Linked DNA regions of Homo sapiens: region 2 is linked to region 1. Evidence: chromatin loops called from intact Hi-C (ENCODE). Cell type or tissue: CD4-positive, alpha-beta T cell. All regions are shown on one strand. Each heading gives the region's core, and the rest is flanking DNA. Links, peaks and the distances in the headings are about the cores only.

Region 1 (8,346 bases), core at 209-8,208:
AAGAAATTAGAGGCAAAGACAGAAGGAGTGGATGACCCAAGATAAGAAAATCTCATAGTGGCTAAGCCAGGAAATACACTAGGTATCTTGCTTCCAAATCCAGTTTTTTAGAGTACTGTCTTGTTTGACATTCAACGCTAAGTCTATACACGGCGTCATTCACTAGGGGTGGGGGTGGGGAGATTTAGCATGGAGATGGATCCCCATCCTCAAAGCAGTAGCCCCTAGAGCAGTGCATCTGTGAGACTCCACAATAACGCCACTGTCCTGGGGCAGATAGGCAGCTTAATTGCCTCTAGGAATGCAACCCTCTGTCAAAAGCCCTACCTGGACGTTCCAGGAAGAGTGATAAGGATAGGAGGGGCTGCTGTGAATCTGGCATCACAGACAGTACCAAGAGATGGTGTGGGTTATTATGTGTTTTAATCAAAGGCTTCAAGGAAAAAAATTGAAACAAGTGGCTAATATAAACAATTCCAAAGTTGCAAAGGTACAACGTTATAATTTGTACCAGTCAGAATGGCTATTAATAAAAAGTCAAGAAAAAAAAGATGCTCATGAAATTTTGGAGAAAAGGAAACACTTATACACTGTTGGAGAGAGAGGAAATTATTTCAATCATTATGGAAAGCGGTACGGTGATGCTTCAAAGAGTTAACTGCAGAACTACCATTTGACCCAGCAATTCCATTACTGGGTATATACCCAGAGGAATATAAATCATTCTACCATAAAGACACATGGATGTCAATGATCACAGCAGCACTGTTCGCAATGGCAAAGACACGGAATCAACCTAAATGCCCATCAATGACAGACTGGATAAAGAAAATATGGCACATACACACCATGGAATACTATGCAACCATAAAAAGGAATGAGATCATGTCTTTTGTAGGAACATGGATGGAGCTGGAGGCTATTATTCTTAGCAAACTAACACAGGAACAGAAAACCAAATATCACATATTCTAACTTCTAAGTGGGAGCTAAATGATGGGAACTCAGGAACACAAAGAAAGGAACAACAGACACTGGGGGCTACCTGAGGGTGGAGGGTGGGAGGAGGAACAGGAGCAGAAAACATAACCGTTGGGTACTGGGCTTAATACCTGGGTGATGAAATAATCTGTACAACAAACCCCAGTGACACAAGTTTACCTGTGTAACAAACCTTTACATATACCCCTGAACCTAAAATAAAAGTTAAAAAAAAACCCACAAAAAAACAAAGTTATACTTTGTGATGAAATACTTCCTGTTGATTTTCTTACAAGGGAGTCCTTCCAAGAAATCACATGTTTTAAACTAATAAGATTAGAATACTTGAAAAATTTATTTAGTTTCACAAACATTAGTCTTTTTTGTTTTGTTTTGTTTTTGAGACAGAATCTCGCTTTGTCACCCAGGCTGGAGAGCAGTGGTGCAATCACGGCTTACTGTAATCACTGCCTCCCTGGCTCAAGCGATCCTCCCACCTTAGCCTCCCAAGTAGGTGGTACTATAGCTGTGTGCCACCATGCCTGGGTAATTTTTTGTAATTTTAGTAGAGGCAGGGTTTTGCCATGGTGCCCAGGTTGGTTTGAACTCCTGGGCTCAAGCAATCTGCCTGTCTTGGCCTCCCAAAATGCTGGGATTATAGACACGAGCCACCACACCCAGCACACAAACAATTAATCCTTTGAGAGACACAGAAGACAAACGGTATCAAACAAGCTAGACAAGACAGGCAAGGAATGGTATAAGGGAGGAAATAACTGATTTTAACCCTTTAAAGAAAAACAGTTAGCATGTCTAACTTAAAAACTCAATGTTAGAGCTGTATTTGTTGGTACAGTTGAGTATGACATGGCAACATTTAGACTAGCAGTTTTAATTTGATCTTGTCAGAATTGATCTATAGTGCAAACGTAGTTATGCACATAGCTGAAACTTTGCGGAGAGGTAAGCAGGTACACTGATCAGAATTGTTAGGTAAATAACCATAGATTCACTCAGGAAGAATTGTACAACTCTGGATGCATTTCAGTGAAGAGAAAAAGAAAGGGTTCTGATGAGCTTTCTTTTTGAAGGAATAGTCCTTTCACTTCTGATTTTTGGAGTATGAGAGTCTGAGGTTGAAGATACTCTTATATGTATGTAAAGTCTATAGTCATCTTTCAGCTGAGCTGGTCTTTGAATTCCAAGTTTAAAAAGCCAGCAATTTGCCGTTAGCTTTCAATCCAGATCTCTGAAAAATGCCAACAGAACATAAGACATACTATATCATAACACAACAAATAGGAAAAAACACTTAATAATTATGGCACGCATGAACTTAAGTTTCTAGTTTCCATTTTTTTTTCCTGCCCTTTGGCAATGATCCAATGGGATGAACCATTGATCATTCAATATTCTTTCTACACATATCCAAGATATTGATTACACACCAGGCTAAAAATTACAATGTTATTGATGGACTACTGAATTAAAATGTCAAGTTTGTGCCTAAGAATCTTGTCTCTCAAGAGGTGGTAGAAAAGGGCTTAGAGCATATGACTCTTTTGGGGGAAGGTTACAGTTCATAAAAAATCAAAATAACAGATAGCATTTATTAATTCCTATATGCCAGACTTACACTAAAGCCTTTACTTAGGTTAACCCAATTAATCTCACAATAACCCTTGAGATAAGTACTATTCTTGTTCCTACTTTATAGTAAAGGAAATTAATGAATACAGAGGTTAGGACACATGTCTGGTGTTATTTAGACACTAACTTGGATTTGAACCTGTATAATCTGATTCCAGAGCCTGTGCTCTTAACCACTACACTAGGCTATAGCAGGATCTCTGATAAGTACATCTTGGCTGATATGTTGAATTTTCCAGAACACAAGACAGTTGCCACTTGAGTGGTTGTGTAGTACCCATAAATGTGGTTAAATTTTTATCTACAGATGGTGGCAGATATTTTGTACATCTCAGAGAATTGGGACCTATTAGTCAAGTGGGTCTTAGGTCCTCCAGCCATGAAATGATAAGATTGAACTAGATAATTCCATAAAGTCCCCTTCAGCCCTAAAGTTTTATGACTCACTGATTTTGTACAACACAAACTATAACCGTACATAAAATGCTTTTCAATATTGATGATAATAGAGGAAGCTGTCCTACTTTCTAAGAAAACAGAAAATGAGCAGTGTGATGCCTGTGCCTGCACCCTAATGTAGTGTTAGTTTTAAAGAATTAAATGTATAAATGTTATTGTCTACAGTTTTTAATTGTTAACTTGAAATTATTAAAAGCACAAAATCTGAGGACCAGAAATTTCCTTCCAAATTAGGGAAGATATTGATTTTCTTTTATGACAGTTAATATTTTGTGGAAAATCAACTCAATGGAAGGCAGCAATGAAAAATTATAGTTATGCAGGCTATGGGGGGAGCATATAATATTAAACAAAGAGAGTGGAACGCAAAACCATATTGTGATTGATAAATAACACATATACTATGAAGGTGTATGGACAATGACTGGAATGGAACAAGGAAAACGTAAAAGCACTGATGTTTCAGAGCAATGAAATCCTGAGCTAACAGTAAAAATTGTACTGTTATTTCACCTTTTTTTTTTTTTTTTTTTTGACACGGAGTCTCGCTCTATCGCCCATGCTGGAGTGGAGTGGCATGATCTTGGCTCACTGCAACCCCTGCCTCCCAAGTTCAAGTAATTCTCATGCCTCAGCCTCCCGAGTAGCTGAGATTACTGGTGTGCATCACTACGCCTGTTACTTTTTGCCTTTTTAGTGGAGACGGGGTTTCACCATGTTGGCCAGGCTGGTCTCGAACTTCTGACCTCAAGTGATCTGCCTGCCTCGGCCTCCCAAAGTGCTGGGATTGCAGGCATGGGTCACTGCACCCAGCCTATTTCACGTTTTAAATGTAGTATGTAGAGGTACTATTTCATACATCTCATCTCAAGGAGACAGGCATTCCCCTGGGAGGTCTTAGAAAGAGGTTTCCAGTACCAAAGGAAAGACAGGGTCACCTGTAGTAGTGGGCCCCCCACAGGCTCAGGAGGAGCAGCATGACAAGCACCACCACGCAGACAGCCACCACGATGACCTTCTGCTGCTGCCCGTGGCCAGCGTGGCGCAGTTCCCACCACTTCAGGTCTCGGTACTGACATCGCTCCCCGATGTAGCCAACAACACAGCTGTGACAACACACAAACAGAGGTCATCAGAGATGCCTGGCCAAAAACGCTGATAGTTTTGACACTCAGTATTCAGCTGTCTCTCAACCTCTGCATTTCCAGACTCAGCTCTTTAGAAACATATAGAAAATCCATCAGGGGTCAGTTGAAAGCGCTATGATTTACAAGTTAATGCAGCATGGACTTCTCCCTTTCGTCTGTTTGCTCTGGGATTTATGGGGGATTATTTGCATACTGCCTCTATAAGGCATTACAGGACATTGATTAAAGATCAGTTTCTGTTAGGCTAAAATCCTGAGGAGCCACCTTTTAAAACCAACACAAAGCAACTCTGCCCTAAGAGCCAAGGGAGTTTTGGAAACAAATGTTTGGCCAGATTGCAATGAGTATAGGTGAAAGGAAAGGAGAATTTGAAGGCAGAGTTCCTCACTTGAAACCAGGCTATAAAAGAAGAATGTGTACAGTTTCTAAACAGAACACATAACCTAGTCTGCAGAGAAAACTTTTTTCCTTTAAAAAAAAAAATCACTACTAGTGCAAGGGAAGACCCAGTACAACATACATACAGGCATTTGCCTATTTTCTTCAATGAGAGAAAAAGCTATATGGAGGAAAAAGGGACGTTCACCTACAAACACCCTGCTGTCCCATTAGTGAAACTGTCACTAGAGTGAACTGCTGAACTTTTTTGAAGTAAATGAAGCAATGCTGCCATCTACTGGGAATGTGCATTTCTAGAAACAATTAAGATCTCAGGTAAACATCTGTATTCTATTATCCTTTGCAAAAGCATCAACTTTGAAAAACATCCTATTAAACACTCTGTAATGCCCACTTATTAAAAATTCCTCCCTTTGGTCCCTGGATCAACTATTTATTCATCCATGTCCCCACTTTATTCCAAAAGGACTTAACGGAATAAAAATACAGAGAACTGACACCAGTGCCCATAGTGAGAAGAGGCAGCATGGAAAAAACACTGGACAAAGCTCCAGAAGATCTGGGCTCTAGGCCTGTCTCTACCTTTAGCTGGTCAGAGGGACTGGGCAACTCACTCACAGAGGAAGGAGGGAAATGGATTAGTACTTGTTAACCATCTTGTGTGTTTGACATCCTGCTAGGCACTTTTACTTATTTTATTTTTGGTGGCATATTCCTGTATTATGGATAAGGAAACTGAGGCTCAAGGAGTTTGTACAACGTCACACAGCTATGAGTGACAGGTTTGACTCCAATGGTTCTCTGATTTCAAAGCCTATGTTCTTTCCACTATACCATGCTGCTTCCAAAAAGAGTTTTATGCTCTATTCACCTCTGAAAAGCTATCTTCTGGAACTAACCATGCAAGAGATATCAGGATCTGAGTGCAAAAGCATAAAGGACCATCATTCTTGCAGGCTTTCTTGGATGCTGTTTTAATTCTAGCTATCTTTGGTTACAGCCATTTACTATCAATGCCTAGCAGCACCACTTTTAAACTGTTGGATGTTAATGGGCCACACCTCTGATCCTTTCAGAAAGTCTGGGGTCTTGAGGAATATGTCAGTCCCTTAGCCAAGAGTCCTGGAGATCCAAGTCAGCTGCAATAGTAGAGCCTCACTGAGTCTTATAAGGCCCAGAATAGTCATTCAGCATTTTCCAGGGTGGGAGGAGGACACAGGATACTAGTTCTTTGGTTATGAATTAGTTCTTCTGTTAAACCAAACAAAAGATTCTGTGGCCAAATAAGTTTGCCTTTCCATAGCCAAATAATTTTGAGACATTCTAGACTCAATACAGATAAACAAGGCTTATTTTATTTTATTTTATTTTTTTATGGACAGGGTCTCACTCTGTCTCCCAGGCTGGAGTGCAGTGGTGCCATCACAACTCATTGCAATCTCAGCTTCCTGGGCTCAAGCGATTCTCCCACCTCAGCCTCCCAAGTAGCTGGAAATACAGATGTGTACCACCATACCTGGCTAACTTTGGGAGGCCCAGGCGGGCGGATCACGAGGTCAGGAGATGGAGACCATCCTGGCTAACACGGTGAAACCCCATCTCTACTAAAAATATAAAAAATGGTGGCAGGTGCCTGTAGTCCCAGCTAGTCTGGAGGCTGAGGCAGGAGAATGGCGTGAATCCGGGAGGCGGAGCTTGCAGTGAGCTGAGATTGCGCCACTGCACTCCAGCCTGGGCGACAGAGCGAGACTCCATCACAAAAAAAAAGAAAAAAAAAATTTGGTAGAGATGGAGTCTCACCATGTTACCCGGGCTGGTAAACAAGACTTTTTAATGTGTTGTGGTATATACTATGAATCAAGAATTGAGGGCTAGACAGAAGATTAGAAATTATGGTTTGGGAGTTACGCAGCTGGAGGCTACAAGATTCTGAACCTCCCTATACTGCTCCTAAGATCAATGCTTGAGATATTCTGTAGACCCTGCACTTGATGGATCAGCTGACACCACCCGGATCAATTAACTGGCTCATCTGAAGTTATGGCCCCCACCCAGGAACTGACTCAGCGCAAGAAGACAGCTTCAACTCTCTGTGATTTCATCCCTGACCCATCAGCACTCCTGGCTCACTGGCTTCCCCTAACCCACCAAGCTGTCCTTAAAAACTCTGCTCCCCGAATGCTCAGGGAAACCAATTTGAGTAATAATAAGACGATGGTCTCCTGAAAAAAAAAAATTGAGGGTAGAGTATGATGCATCTCTCAACGTGATTTGACCATACAGCCTGTTTTTAAAAAGCATTTCACAGGACTGATGTTGGGGGGTCTTGGTCTAAAGAAGACCTGTTCAGAAGGGTGTTTGGCTGAAAGACAGAATGAACGAGGACCTCCTCTGAGCCCAGAAGGTTTGGAGCCTCCTGAGCATCTCCAAACCAGGAAATCTTCGAGGAATACCTTGGGCATGGAGACTCCCAACTCTCACTTCCTCTGCATCACCCCGGGGGCACCCTGTGGTTTCTTGTGGCTGAGGGGAACTTCCAGTTCCTCTAAGAAAGGAAGAAAGAGCTGGCTCTTCCAAAACCTGCTTACAGCATGAAGAGCACTCTGTACAGAATGACACCTGCCTAGGAAGTGTTTCTAATAAAAGTTGGATGGGTAAAGCACTTCCTAGAGACTTGTTATTAAGGAATTAATAAAAGATAAGGTGAGGTCATCAGGGCAGGAGGAGGCAAGGGTTGAATAGTTAATTAAACCACATTTTTATTAAATATACAATTTAAAAACAAGGTTATGATCCAGATTACTGTGAACTCTGGTAATATTTTAAATATTGCTTTAGGTTCAAGGTCCTTCAATTTGAGTCTTATCTCCAGTTTGTCATTTGTAGCAACTCATGTTTAAAACATTATCAGAGAAATATGATATTTTCATCAGGATTTAATGACAGAAAGAAAAGCAGTGTGTTAAAGAGTTCATCAATCATTTAATAAATGGATGTTATCAGATCCAAATGAAAACATTGTTCTAAATGCAGTATGTAACCCTGTAGTACCCTTTATATTATTATAATGATTTTTATAGTCTAAAGTATCATGGAGGAAAACAACCATGACCTAATACATTCGGACATTTATTTTTGTAATTTCATTATTTGGGATGATCAGAAACAATGAACAGGCAAAACCAATTAGATTCTTAACATTAAAACTAGCAATAACTATTGCAAATACCCAATTTATCATAGGTTAGGAAATTATAGCATGTAAATATGAATATGAAAACAGAATTCTATAAGGACTGAGTCATTTTTACTAGTATTCATGAGCAATTTTTCACTATTTTTGTCATGCGGACATGATTTCTAGTGCAAGGCCATACACTTTGTCACAGAATATAGCTTACTCTTCCACAAATTTAGTTATTCTGTTCATTATTACTGATGAAATAAGAGAAGACTTTAAGGTTATAGTAGCTATTTGTGAGGATCAGACTATTTCATCACCCCTCCCTCAGGCACAGAGAAAATTATCAATGGATCAGGAGCCTGACCCTGGGAGACGTATTAGTTTTTTGGTATCTATCAGTTTCCTCCTATTGCCTTGAAAATATGAAATGAATTAAAAGTAAAATTTGAGGCAGAACTGGCTATTGTGGGTTTGGGTTTTGTTAAAGGGTCCACAGGAAAGGTTTTCGGAGTGAGCACAGTGGGA
Region 2 (8,346 bases), core at 330-8,329, 1.3 Mb before region 1:
TTCATAAATATGAGTAACCCAGTTTAAATGCGGTGGAATAGCTAAGCACTGGCAGACTCTCAAATAAACAGTTTCCAATAAGATCTCTGCCCTTTTAACATGACTTCAAATGGGACCCACTGTATAATATATCTCAGCATTTTCAGGTACTATCAAAGGAAATTTTTACATTTTACGTTAATCTATATTAGATTTAATATAACCTAATTAGCATTTTTTAATATTGTTTGCTAAATTTTATCTTGTATTTTATTAAAACTCTTAGTCCTTTTTAAAATTAACTCCTCCCTAGTTTGGAAGAGAAATGAATGAAAGAAATAGAATAGTTTTCAAAGTGATCAGTAAATATAAGTGAGGTTTGTATTCCTTTTTATCCTTCTAGACAGTGAACTGAACATATTTGGAAGCTCAGTGGAAAGAGAAAGTTTCCTGAAACAAACAAGGTTTAGGAACCCTCTATAATCCCTCTCCATCTTGGAATCCAAATGACAAAGATCAAAGCTAGCATTTGGAAAAAGAAATAAAATGTACTCCTCTTACATATGAGAAGGGGAAAGAACTGATATAGAGACAGAAGTGTATTCAAGCCGGAGCGCGTTTATTTGTGAGTGGATTATTTTGGATGGTAGTGTATACAAAGTCAGCAACCTTTATTGCATGGATTTAAAAAAAAAAAAAACACCCACTGATATATTTGTTAAACTATACAATTCCTGTATGTGTAACAACCTTTTTAAAACTATTCATACAGTTGTTGGAATTTACTAAACTTTGTAACTAAGCCTGATTTAGTGTAGTCTCTGTTATAAAATGATCACCTTAATTATGCAAATGCTTTTTTCCAGCAATTGTAAGTACTTACCCAAAGCATTTTTTTTTTTTTTTTTTTTTCAGACGGAGTCTCATTCTTTCGCCCAGGCTGGAGTGCAGTGGCGCGATCTCTACTCACTGCAAGCTCCACCTCCCGGGTTCACGCCATTGTCCTGCCTCAGCCTCCCGAGTAGCTGGGACTACAGGCACCAGCCCCCAGGCCCAGCTAATTTCTTTCTTTTTTTTTTTTTTTTTTGTATTTTTAGTGGAGACAGAGTATCACCGTGTTAGCCAGGATGGTCTCGATCTCCTGACCTCGTGATCCACCTGCCTCAGCCTCCCAAAGTGCTGGGATTACAGGCGTGAGCCACCACGCCCAGCCAACCCAAAGCATTTTTTAAAGGTACATTCCACTTTCTAAAAAAATAATCACAGTGGCAGCTCCTTATCAAGCATACAACTTAGTTTACATATATAATTCATATATCACAAAATGTGTACATGAAAACACGTATTTTCTTTTTATTTTCGGAGATGGGGTCTCACTATGTTGCCCAGCCTGGCCTCAAACTCCTGGATTCAGGCAATCCTTCTGCCTCAGCCTCCTGAGTAGCTACTGGCATGAGCCACTGCACCCAGATTGAAAATACTTTTTTCTGTGCGCGCGCGTGCACACACACACACACACACACACACACACACACACAGCTTAAGGCTTATTGACTATTCACATTTTGCCTAATTGCTCTCCAAAGTCATTCTAATAATTTAAGCTCTGTAGGTGTTCTCATTTTCCCACATTGTCAAGACTTGGTGTTAGCAGACTTAGTATTTTTTATCTGAGTAGTGAAATTATACGTTGTGATTATTTTAATCTTAATTGATTTAGTTACTGTTAAGGTTGGTAATATATTTTATCTTTCTGTCCATCTGATTTTCTCCTCTCTGAATTTCCTGTTTATATTCTCCTCATATTTTCTATGAGTTGTTCAACCCTAGCGATTTGTAGAAGTTCTGTGTCTATTCTGGATATTAATTCTTTCTTATTTTATATGGGATGCAAATATCACATCAGTCCACAGATTTTCATTTTGTTTAAGTTAACTGCTTTTCTATGAATGGTTTTAATTAGGCAGCAGCAATCTTCATTACATTTTTCTTTTAGTTTGTATTTTTATAAGAAATTGTTTTGTACTCTGAAGACTTAATCATATTTGTCTATGGTTCTTCTAACTACTTTAAAAATTTTGGTTTTTGTTTAGGTATTTTGTCCATTTGAAATTAATTTTCTGAATAGCATGTGATTTAGTTATGTGGTTTTATCTTTCTCGTGATTAACTGACGTATCATTCATTGAATCTATTCTCCACTTATTTGTAATATCACCTCTGCCATGTATCATGTTCACATATGCACATGAGTTAGTTTCAAGGCTCTGTTTTACTAAGTTTTTGTCTATGCCTATGCCAATATCATATTACCTTAATTACTATTGTTTTATAGTAGATTGATAAAGATATTGCCTATAGTTTGTGCCCAAAGTTTTAAAGTTATTCTTTTGATAGTTAAATCATTCATCTTCCTGGAATTGAACATTGAGTTTTGTTTATAGAATAAGAAGACTTTTTTAATATCTTAAAACAAAGTTTCATAATTTTTGTAATATATATTTACAGACACATATATATGTATATGTATATGTATGTATGTACATACGAATATAAGACTTGTTCCTAAGGTTTTTCTGCTCATAAATAAATACACAGGGAAAAGGGAAAGCTCTTTCCAATAAGAGAATGATATTATCATTCTATGAAGCTGTATCAGCTTTTTGTCAGTTAAAATTTGCTTATTGTATTTTTTCTTCTTATCATCATCAGCACTTTATATTACATAACTGGATGAGACTTTTTCCCTTCCACCTGACATTCACTTTTTAAAATAAAATATCCATTATGTTCACAATTATGATTATTGATAAATTTGGAAAAAATCCCACCATGTGATTTTATGCTTTCTAATTAATAAGCTTTTTTATTAATGCACAAATCTTTTTTAATCTTCTACTCCATCACGACTTTCCATTTAATTAATAAAGTATTCTTACATCCTTTTACTCTACTTGTATTTTTAATTTTTAGACATTTCCCTATATTTTTAACATGCACACTTGACTCAACGAAGCAAAGGTTTGAGCAATGCTATTTCTCTTCTCCTGAATAACACAAAGGCCCTAAGTGCCCTATTCACAATAAACCACCCATTTTACACTTTAATATTTTATAGTATTGGTTGTTATTGCTTTAGATAATCAATATCTATTTATATAAATCTCAAGTTTCATCAGTTTTATTACTCACGAAGGCTTTTCATATCCTGCTCCTTCTTTCTAGGAGTTTTCTCCCTCCTGAGGTATACCTTTTAGTTTTACTTCTAATAAATGTTGGAGAGTAGTATGTTCTCTTTTTCCCAGATTCAAAATAATTTTATTTTGCTCTTACTCTTGAATAATAGTTCAGATTGGCTGAGTATGCTAAGAGTTGTTTCCCTTTTTAGCACTTGGAAAATCCGATTATTATTAAAATTTTTCAGTGTTGTTTTGCTGCTGAGAATTCTGCTGCTATTCTAATTGTCATCCCTTTGTAGTTTATCTCTCTTTCTTCTGTTCCCTTTAAAAACCTATTTGTTTTTAATGTTCTGCAAACATGTATGTCACAGATGGGGATTTACTTATATCTATCCAATACTAGTCTTATTGTCCTTTTTGAATCGATGACTGATGAATCCAATGTCTTTAGTAAATTTTGGAAAGTTAACAGTCATTTTCAAATATTGTCTCTTCCCTTTTATTGCTGTTTTTTCTGTTCTCTGATACTAGCAGTATTACGTGTACTATCTTTTTTGTACCACTAGTATCAGTATTATTTTATCCCCCTTTTCTTCTATACTCCCTTTTAAACTTTCCCTTTATCTCTCTTTGCTACAATGTCAGTTGCCTTCTCAAATCACTCATTCGTTTTCCTAATTCATTCTTCAGATGGTTCTGATCCCTTGTTAAGCATTTTCATTAGTATTTCTATGTCACTGAGTAACATGTTTTATTTCTAGAAGTTCTGTTTCCTCTCTCCACCCAAATCTTTTTCATAATGTCTCCATTTTTTTAAGGAAATCTTTTATATCTATCCTAAATTATGTAAGACATTTCCAGAACAATTTTACTTTGCTTCTGCCGGGCATCACTATCCAGAGACCATTTCTTGAGTATTTTTGTACATGTTTTAATTTGGAACCATGTGGTAGTGTAAAATCAAAGAATGTGGGGGTATAAATTCTCATTGGAGAACTTTTTCCGTCACCATAATCTGTTATAATTTTCCTTTTTAGTACACTGGCCATATATTTTCTAGCCCTCCTTTTCAGTGTCTTTGCAGCCGCTTGATGCTCTGAATTTTATGCAGTTTTCAGTTACATTTTCTTATGCCGCGGCAACTCCTTGGCTGAGTATGAAAATCCAAGGCTCTTTCTCATTGAAAACGCTGCATATCCCTACCCCACCACCAGGCGGCAGCATTAACATCAGCTCAAGTGCTTGTATTTGGATTGCAGTTTCTTCAAAATTTGGAATGAGGATATTTTGCTTTCCATAGCTCAGGTATATGATTAAAATAAATCAAATATATATTTCATTCACTTTACATATTTAAATTGAGATAAATATATCTTATGTAAGCCTGCTGTTTTTGTTTTTTATTGCTTGTTTTGTATTAGTTTTTCCCAGGGATTTTCCCTATTTAGGTGTTGTGCTCATGGGTGCTACACACATATGCACATCCAGCTCACTAGAAATTCATTTCGGATGAATACATGTGTCAGAAATTGACCTCAGAAAGGGGACACACACCTCCTGTTCCAGAGAGGCAGAAAGAGGCTTTTTACCTTCAACAATTGGCATGAATAACAAGGGTGTATTATGGTTACCTTCAGAACAGAGAATCAGTCAATCAGCCCACACATTTATTGAGTGTTCAACTTCAAATAAATCCCAACTTTAGAAACAGTGTTCATGAATTCCTAATACATCACTCTTCTTGTAATTTGTATATAAATTTATAGGCTAAAAGATTTTTTACAAATGATATTTTCTCATGAATATGGTCATTGTTTTTCCCTTAATGTGTCTGAACTTATATGGTGTTTATCAAAGAGATCACATTCACAGTAATATGTTTTTGATTTTTAAACTCTTATTTGTAAATGGAAAATCAGAAAATATTTAGCCTAAAGCACAGTCTTTTGGTGGTAAGTTGTATTATTTTATCTTAATCCAGAAAAATATAAAGCCCAGTATGCAGCATAGGTTATACTGAAAATATAAATAGCTTTTAGAATAACTGCTAACAAGCAAATTAGCTACAGAATGGAATGGCAGCAGATCAATAATGACAGTAAAACTACAGAGTTCTTGCTGATCTCATATTTTCTGTGAATGCAAACTGTAAAAGAGGTCCCCAAAGGCCTCCAACAATAACCTACAAAGAATGAGACACAAAGGGTATTGAGCATAAAGATAGTTCAATTTCCCAAGACGGCCAGCTCTTGTCACATCAAACCACCTATTAGTCACAAACTCATACAACTAAGAATTCTCTGGCCTCCTGAGATTGCCTGTCATCTTGAAGGAGATAATACCAATGAAAGGCACCAGCTTCTTCTGTAACATGTTTAGTTTAGTGTTTTCAATACATCAAGCTATTTATGATGTTGCTATCACATATAAATAAGGCTCTATATTTTTAGATTGGAAAATGACACTAAGGTACTGGTAAATGGAAAAGAAAAGGTAAACAAAATAAATGTGAAAATAATGTAACATGCCAAAGCCAAAAAGCATCCTTATATTATTTCATATATCTTTATATTATTTAGAATTACCTCCAAAAGGTATTAATCAAAAAATAAGATAAAATCTGTCAGAAATTTAAAAGTTTAGAATGTATAAAGTAACTAAAAAGTAGTCTAATCCTCTTGTTTAACAGCATAATACATGAGGTTCCTGTAGTCCCAGCTACTTGGGAGGCTGAGGCAGGAGAATCGCTTGAACTCAGGAGGCGGAGGTTGTGGTGAGCCAAGATCACGCCACTGCACTCCAGCCTGGGCGACAGAGCGAGACTCCATCTCAAAAAAAAAAAAAAAAAAAAGAGGCTCAATGAATTTCGGTAAGATAGATATGGATACATAGCAGGTTAATAGTAATAGAGGGATAGAACTCTCAAGTCAATGTTTGAATACCTTTTAGAACTATTTAATGTATACATAATACTAAAACATTTATAATAAATATTTCTGATAAATCATTACACATGTACAGGCGATATGATGCAATAGGTAAAGCAACAAACTTGTTTGTGAATCATCATCTTTCCAGAGAGTATTGAGTAGCTATGACGTGCCAGGTTGTGAACTAATGCTGGAGTTCTAAACATGATACCTTTCCTCAAGAATTACCTTAATGGGAGAATGCAAATAGGTGTTTCACCTTGGAAAATAATTGCTGAGTTTGGTAACGGCAGAATGAACAAGGTACTACGAGAGTGCAGAGGAGGGACGTGTAAATTGCACATTGAAAGGATTCTAGAAGGACTTCTTAGAGAAGAAAATGCTTGAGTTAAGATTGAAAAATTACAAGACAGAGCTAGGTGGAAAGTAAAGGGGCTAACAGTACTCTAACAAGAGACAACCGAAGTGAAAAGAGAGACACTGGAGAAGCTGGGTAGGGCATGGTGGCCGGAGAGGTTACAGAAGAAAAGGCCTCGTGCACTAGGCTTAGTATGTTCAGGATTTTTCTCTGTGATGTGAAAATAACTTAAGATATTTAGTGAAAAGATCACTGGGTAAGAAGCATGGAAAGTAGACTGAAGGACAGGGAAACTAGAAGCTGAGAGAAACTGTAAAAGGTTAATGAAAGAAGCCTGAGGCACTGGCAATGAGTAGGATGAAAAGAAAGGAATGGATTAAAAAGGAGATATGCAGAAAGTGCGGTCTAAGAACTTGGTTGCTAATGAGGTATGAGCAAGATGTCTACAATGCTACCCAGATTTCTTTCTTGGTGTCTCAATACGTAAGGAAATACAACTTTAAAGATGGTTTAACAGGGGAAACAAAGGGAAATTTAAAATTAATTATGGTTGTATTGCATTTGAGATGGCAATAGGACATCTAAGTGGAAATGTTTAGTAGCCAACGGCATACAGAATTTAGATACCAAAGATTTGGAAGTCCTCAGTGCATAGGAGGAGTCGAGGTAATATATCTAAGTTAAGAGAGCATACAAGGTTAACAAAGTGAAGGTTCAAGAAGGAATCTTTAGGGTATTCAAACTCTTAGGGGAAAGTAGAGAAAAGAGGACTCAGAATGGTGAAGTGACTAGAAAAGCAAGAGGAAGATAAAAAAAAAGATTCGTATTTTAGAAGCCAAAGCAGACGAGAATTTTTCAAAGGAGGAAGCAGTCACTGACCTCAATGCTGTAGAAAGGTCAAGTAAGAGAATATAAAAATATTCAATAAATTATTTTAATTAGAAAGCCATTGACTTAGGAAGAATTTTAGTATAGTCTTTAGATGAAGATGATTAAATTAAGGAATAAATAGGAAATGAAGAATTGGAGATAACATGTATAGATTTCATTTCCAGGAGGCTTATGTGTGAGTTAGTATTCTAATAATAATTATAATACAGTTAAGCCTTTTGAGTGCTTACCATGTGCCAGGCTCTGGACTAAGTGCTCTGTAGTAACTAAGCCATTGAATCATTACAAATCTATATAATAAATATTATCATCACTTTACAATGATAAAACTGATAAAGTAATAAAGGCCTTTAAAGATTAAGTAATTTGTCTGAAATCCCACAGTTAATAAGTCAGATGTTCTCATCTACTATTCTGATGCCCACAAACAGACAGAGAAATTTAGAGCTAGAAGTAGAGAGAAATAACAGATTGAGGCAAGACATTTTTCTTTAATACGTGAGAGAAGAGACTGATCACCATTATATTAATGAAAAGGACCAGGGCCAATAGAAAAGGTTAAAAATAGGAGAGGATTTTGAGGGAAGATTAGTGGTTACAGGGTCTATTATATGGGTGGAGAGGCTACCTTTATACTGTACAAGAAATCAAATTTCATTTTCTGTGGCAGAAGGACTAAAAGAGATATGCAATTATAATTAATTAACAACTTAAAACTTCCATTTTCTTTAAAAAGGTGGGGGTTGGCAATAATTGCTCTACAAATTTTATTTTGATTTAATGAGTAAAAATAAGAAACATTGAAGCCTTTACTTTTAAATTTTTAATTTGTGTAGATACATAGTAGGTGTCTATATTTATGGGTTACATGAGATATTTTGATACAGGCATGCAATGCATAATAGTCACATCAGGGTAAACATGGTATCTATCACCTCAAGCATTTATCCTTTGTGTTTCAAACAATCCAATTATATTATTTTACTTATTTTTAAGTGAACAATTAAATT

What was found. Hi-C counts contacts between places; a loop is a spot of excess contacts. Peaks named below come from ENCODE experiments on the same cell type or tissue, not always from the same donor. Only the 100,000 strongest peaks of a DNase experiment are listed, where the experiment ranks them.
Region 2: a loop joins it to region 1, with 23 times the contacts of the local background. A loop is called at or near these places in 8 of 110 quality-filtered maps.

Annotation. Positions count from the first base shown.
Region 1 is chr4:109,995,529-110,003,874 of GRCh38, reverse strand. It overlaps EGF (epidermal growth factor), which reads right to left. Exons shown (of 24, transcript NM_001963.6): 21 at 4,029-4,196. Among named protein-coding and RNA genes, the nearest start is that of EGF, 87 kb to the right of the region's middle. In CD4-positive, alpha-beta T cell, for the core only: CTCF peaks have their summits at 4,708 and 4,911 (motif pointing left); a DNase peak (open chromatin) is centred at 4,884; H3K27me3 peaks cover 590 bases.
Region 2 is chr4:111,279,273-111,287,618 of GRCh38, reverse strand. No RefSeq gene overlaps it. Among named protein-coding and RNA genes, the nearest start is that of MIR297, 420 kb to the right of the region's middle. In CD4-positive, alpha-beta T cell, for the core only: a CTCF peak has its summit at 4,357 (motif pointing right); a DNase peak (open chromatin) is centred at 4,368.